Regions from separate parts of the Homo sapiens genome. Here region 2 is linked to region 1. A link is a loop called in an ENCODE intact Hi-C map of the cell type or tissue named here. Cell type or tissue: heart right ventricle. All regions are shown on one strand. Each heading gives the region's core, and the rest is flanking DNA. Links, peaks and the distances in the headings are about the cores only. Region 1 overlaps PLEKHG6 (pleckstrin homology and RhoGEF domain containing G6). Region 2 has its middle 21 kb from the start of CD27.

Region 1 (2,910 bases), core at 229-2,728:
CCCCTGTTCCTGCTTTGCCCTCTTTCTATACTACACCCCACCACCATACAGACATCCCCGTCTGCCCCCTCCCAGGCCAGCTTCCCTCCAGCACTTACGATGCGGACAGAGGGGTGTCCAGCTGAATGATGTGGGGCCCCCGCATCCTCTGCAGCTGGGCCCGAGTCAGCTTCCGTGGCCTGCTGTCCCGGGGCTCCTCGGCCCCCTCAATCCTTTGGCTGGCCAGCTCCTCCCGGATCTCTCTGAGCATGTCCTCAGCCCGCATTGGGCGCAGGGATGTGTGGCCAGCTTTCAGGAACAGAGGCCCCTCTTCTTCCTCCTCCCCTGAGGACTCCCAGGGGCTTTCCCCGGCAGAGTCAGCATGGGTTGGGGAGGAGGGAAGCTGGCCCCGAAGCCGGGCCCTGTGGAGTGTTTCCACCACCACATTCCCTCGCTCGGAGGCCCCATCTTCTTCCTCAGACCAGGTTGGTGGGTCTTCCTGGGGAAGACTGCCTCCTTTTAGGATTCCTTCCGGCAGTTCGGGGGCGCTTCGGCGTTGAGGAGCTTGGGGGTCGGGAGGGTGGGGACGCAGAGGGATGTCCCGGAGTTCCAGGGTGGAGAAGGTGAGGCGAGGGTCCCGCCGAAGGGCTCTTTGGCGTAGACGGCTCAGTGGGGAGCGGGACCCCGTGGGGGTGCCTGGGATCAAAGTGCCGTAGCCAGAGTCTGAGGTATCATCTGGCACAAGGGGAGCATCTTCATCTGTGTCTTCTGTCACCACCAGGTGGGGGATAATGGTCGAGAACTCAGGAGTCCTACAGTTAATGGCAAAGAGTCAGATGCGTAGGGGTCAAGTTCAAGTCCAGGGAGTTTCCCTTGATCACTACATCCAGAAATGGCCCCTCCTCCAAACTTATTTTGGTATCATCTTTCCATCGCACTGTGATTGTTTTTCTCATCTGGCTGGCTAGATTTTAAGCTCCTAAGAGAGTACGGGCTGCCTCTATACTGTTTTATCCATAGCATCTGGTCCAGGATCTTGTATCGAGTGGGTAGTCAGGTTTTTGCTGAGTGGTTCCTGAACTTACCTGATATTATCCTCAATGATCGATTCTTCTTTTCTCCTTAAGCTGCTGCCAAGCAGTGGTGCTATCCTAGACGAACCTCACACTCCCCGGGGATTTGGCAGCTCTAATATTCTGCAGATCCACACCTACCTTCACTCTCGAGCTTGCTCCTCTCACAGTGCTCCTGTGTGACTCTAGGCAGGCTAACTCTGTAGGCTGTCTGTGCCCTATCCCCCACCTCCAACCCAACACGGCTGGTACCAACCTTCCGACCCAACACAGCTGGTACCGAGCTTCCCTACCCTGCCCTACGCCTGCGTTCCTCTATCTATTCCCAATTCCACCAAAAATGTGCAGTAATGCCATTTCTCAGCCTTATGGCTCCCTCCTCCTGCTCGGGGAGACCTTGTAGTCCGTGTGAGCCTTACCTCCCCTCTGCGCTGCTCTGAGAGCCCTCCAGGGAAGGCGTGGAGGGCCTGGTGCTGGGGGACTCCCTGTCCTGGTCCCGATAGAGGGTCAGGAGCTCCCTCTTCTGTTGAACATACTCCTCTGCCTTCAGCTTCTGTAGGGCGGCCTGGGACAGGACACTTTCGTTATTAAGAGCTCTCATTTATTGAGCACTTGCTGTTTGCCAGGCACCCTGCTAAGTGCGTTACATATATTACCTTATTTTATTTTATTATTATTATTATTTTTTGAGACTGAGTCTTGCTCTGTCACCCAGACTAGAGTGCAGTGCCACAATCTTGGCTCACTGCAACCTCCACCTCCTGGGTTCAAGCGATTCTCCTGCCTCAGCCTCCTTAGTAGCTGGGATTACAGGCGCCCGCCAACGTGCCCGGCTAATTTTTGTATTTTTAGTAGAGATGGGGTTTCACCATCTTGGCCAGGCTGGTCTCAAACTCCTGACCTTGTGATCCACCCCCCTTGGCCTCCCAAAGTGCTGGAATTAGACGTGTAAGCCACCGTGCCCGGCCTACATTACCTTATTTAATCTTTACAAAAACCCCATGAACCAGATATTTTTACCCCACCTTACTACTGAGACATGGAGACTCTAAGGTTAAGTAACTGTCTGAGGGGGTACTTCTTACCATAAGAAAGTGGGGTGGTGCCGGGATTTGGTGGCACCAAACTCTGGAGCTAGTGTTGGGGGTGAGTGGGGTGAACAGAATGGCCCTTTTCCTACCTGTACAGGTCTTCCTGCTTCTCATGTCCCATTGGCAGACCTGTTATCAGGTCTTCCCCCTCCTTCAGGAAGCCCTCCCTGGTTGGTGGTGATGGTAGAATAAGTGTTCTGAATTGGTACTGGTTGCTCCTTCAAGAGCATCCCTCTCCTACCACCTGGGCCTCTGCCCTGAAGCTGGGAGGAGCAGGAGGGCAGAACGTGGGCAGAGGTGGGCTTTGTCCCAGGCTGAGGACTCTGCTGTCCTTCAGAGGGAGGAAAGTTCCTAGAAGGCTGAGGAGAGGACGCATTATATTATCTGCCTTCTCCCTCCCTCAGCGATTTCATACAGGTACCATCAAAAGGAAATAGCGCCACCTGAGAAAAAATTTTCAAAGCACTTTTGCACATGTGGTCATTTGATACACATCATTGCCCTGTGGTGTGGAGAACATGAATGTTAGCCCATTTTACAGACAAGAAACCTAGACCTAGAGAGGTGAAGTGACTTGCTCAAGGTGCCACAGGTATGGAGAAGCAGAGCTGGGACAGGGCCTTGCTCTTTGAGTCCTAGTTCAGTCACTGCAACACTTTCAAGGACAGCCTTGAAGGGTAAAGAGTTACAGAAGGTCGGTTGTTGGCTTGGGGAGGGGGAGGGGGAGGGAGAGGGAAGAGAAGGTGGCAGAGCTGAGGTTGGAGGCG
Region 2 (2,910 bases), core at 197-2,696, 97 kb before region 1:
TGTGAAGTGGGGGCAGGGCAAAGGCCATCCGGAGCCTGCGTCTGTGCCTCACCACCACCCACCCCGATGGTATGGGTGTCTGCAGAAGGACCTAGCACTCCTTGCCACGGAGTTGCACTTGTGTGGCCAAGAATTAGAGAAGCTGAAGGAGGCGATCTGACGGGAGCTGGAAGAGCTGCCAGTCTGGCTGCCATCCGTGCAGACAAGGTGAGCCAGCAGATGACTGTCACCCCATGCTGGCCTCAGAGCACGACGGCCGCTCCTATTCTGTTTTCCTACCTCTCAAATCTTACATTTCTCTTGTGGCCAACCCTCACCCAGAACCATACAGGGATTAATTTCCAAGAAATATGGTTTCGTCTTAGCTAAGTTGAGAGGGTAAAAGCCATCATAAAGATTGATTCCAAACCTTCTTGGGGTTAAAAGAACACTCGTCCCCAAGGGGAACGGTTTTACTCAAGTGGGCAGTGTATGACCGTGATCTGTGATTACCGTCTCAGGAAGGCTAACCTTATTTATTTGCCAGATTTGAGGCTAGGAAGCCAGACTTGGGCCTGCGTACATCTATATAGTTCTCAGTTTAGTACAATGTTCCCTTAAATGTTTCAAACTACATTATAAATTTAATAGTTCTGAGTTTGTCTAAGTCTATACCCTTTTTAAAAATTAAAAAAATTTTTTCGCATTGACAACTAATCAAAAGAAGAGTCCATATGCTTCTGATGGGTTTAGATTTGCAACCTGCCTCCTGGGTCCAAATCGTACCCCCACTAGAGTATCTGGAAGTCTGGAATCTCCACCCTCAAGCTGCAGCCCTTCTTGGTGCCTCTTCCTTTTGGCCTGGCTACTGGATCCTTTCCTTATTCTTTCTGTCCGAGTAGGTCACCACTCCATAGCCATATGCATACCTCTGCAGGGCTCTGCTCACAACCCTGAAGTCATGCTCATGCCTGTGAGCACTGGACAGGATCCTGCACGGCCTCAGGAGGAACTCCAGGGAGTGGAGAACAGAAGCGCATGCCACGTTCACGCAGGGTCAGGATCTTACCCATCCAGGGCAGAGATTTTCCCCAGGGAGGAGGGATTACAGGTGCATATGCTGGCACCTGTAATCCCAGCTACTCAGGGTCACCTCTACGGGAGGGACTGAAGCCAGCAAGAACCATACACAAACTCTGTCCTAAAAGGAGCTGGTGAAGTCCCCTGGGGAAGGGGTAGAAGGGCCTTGGGGCCAGTTGCATAACTGGGACCTTCAAGCTGTGGCTCCCTGCCCAAGGAGCCTCTGCTATCCAGTCATGCGCTTGATTCCAATGGAGGCAGGAAGCGCGTCGTCCCATCTGTCTGGGCTTTGGGTGCCCTCTTGTGGCAGAATAGTGATTTCGCTCTTCACACTGTCTCACGTGGCCCTCTCAGGAGCCCAATTAGGGCTTCAAGGCTGTTATTTTGAAGATACGTTTATCGCAGCACTGTTTACAAGAGCAGGGATATGGAATCAACCTAGGGGCCCACCAATGGATGATTGTATAAAGAAAATGTGGCATATTTATACCATGGAATACTACTCAGCCATTAAAAAGAATGAAATTACATCTTTTGCAGCAATGTGGATGGAACCCTTAGAGGCCATTACCTTAAGTGAAATAATTCAGAGACAGAGTCAAATACTGCATGTTCTCATTTATAAGTGGGAGCTAAATAATGTGTGCACATGGACACAGAGAGTGCAATAGTAGACATTGGAGATTTGGAAAGGTGGGAGGGTGGGAGGTGGGTGAGGGATGAGAAATTTCCCAATGGGTACAATGTACACTATTCGGATCGTGGTTATACTAAAAGCCCAGACTCCACCACTACTCAATATATCCATGTAACAAAACTGCACTGTACTCCCTACATCTATAAAAAGAAAACAAAATGGGATTCTAACAGAAAAAAAAGGGACATAAGGGCAGAGGTGCCAGGCGTCGGGTATCCTCCCAGGGCTTCTCTTGTGTCAGCACAGCAGGCTGGGTTTCAGCAAGTTCAAAGAATTTGAGGAACCCCCTAAGGGAGGGCCACTGGTGGGGGCAGAGGGGTGATCCCAAGTACTCCTATCTGTGACTTGAAGAATCTATCTTTAACATAACCTAAAAGAATATACCAAAGGCTGGGCGTGGTGGCTCACGCCTGTAATCCCAATACTTTGGGAGGCTGAGGCTGGCGGATCACGAGGTCAAGAGATTGAGACCATCCTAGCCAACATGGTGAAACCCCATCTTTACTAAAAATACAAAAATTAGCTGGGCATGGTGGCAAGTGCCTATAGTCCCAGCTACTCGGGAGGCTGAGGCAGGAGAATCGCTTGAACCCGGAAGGCAGAGGTTGCAGTGAGCCGAGATTGCAGCACTGCACTCCAGCTTGGGTGATAGAGCGAGACTCCATCTCAAATAAAAAAAAAAAGAAAGAAAGAAAAAAAGAATGCACCAAAGTATGACCTGATCTTGTTTTCTTTTTAAAATTAAAATAGGGGCCGGGTGCGGTGGCTCACACCTGTAATCCCAGCACTTTGGGAGGCCGAGGCATGCGGATCACGAGGTCAGGAGATCGAGACCATCCTGGTCAACATGGTGAAACCTGTCTCTACTAAAAATACAAAAATTAGCTGGATGCGTTGGCACGTGCCTGTAATCCCAGCTACTTGGCAGGCTGAGGCAGGAGAATCGCTTAAACCCGGGAGGCAGAGGTTGCAGTGAGCTGAGATCATGGCATTGCACTCCAGCATGGGCAACAGAGCAAGAATCTGTCTCAAAATAAATAAATAAATAAATAAATAAAATTAAAAAATTAAAATAGGGACAGAGTCTTGCTATGTTGCCCATGCTGGTTCCAACTCCCCTGGCCTCAAGCAATCTTCCCACTTCAGCCTCCCAA

The links. A loop is a pair of places that touch in the nucleus more often than their neighbours do. Peaks named below come from ENCODE experiments on the same cell type or tissue, not always from the same donor. Only the 100,000 strongest peaks of a DNase experiment are listed, where the experiment ranks them.
Region 2: it touches region 1 in a loop (6-fold over the local background); 23 of 110 quality-filtered maps call a loop at or near these places.

What each region holds. Positions count from the first base shown.
Region 1 is chr12:6,325,135-6,328,044 of GRCh38, reverse strand. PLEKHG6 (pleckstrin homology and RhoGEF domain containing G6) reads right to left here. Exons shown (of 16, transcript NM_001384598.1): 14 at 1,472-1,617; 15 at 99-791. Among named protein-coding and RNA genes, the nearest start is that of TNFRSF1A, 15 kb to the left of the region's middle. In heart right ventricle, for the core only: CTCF peaks have their summits at 1,382 and 1,585 (motif pointing left); no DNase peak of the experiment used is centred there; H3K27ac peaks cover 1,724 bases.
Region 2 is chr12:6,422,169-6,425,078 of GRCh38, reverse strand. No RefSeq gene overlaps it. Among named protein-coding and RNA genes, the nearest start is that of CD27, 21 kb to the left of the region's middle. RefSeq lists an enhancer at 1,563-1,612. In heart right ventricle, for the core only: CTCF peaks have their summits at 1,165 and 1,372 (motif pointing left); a DNase peak (open chromatin) is centred at 1,318.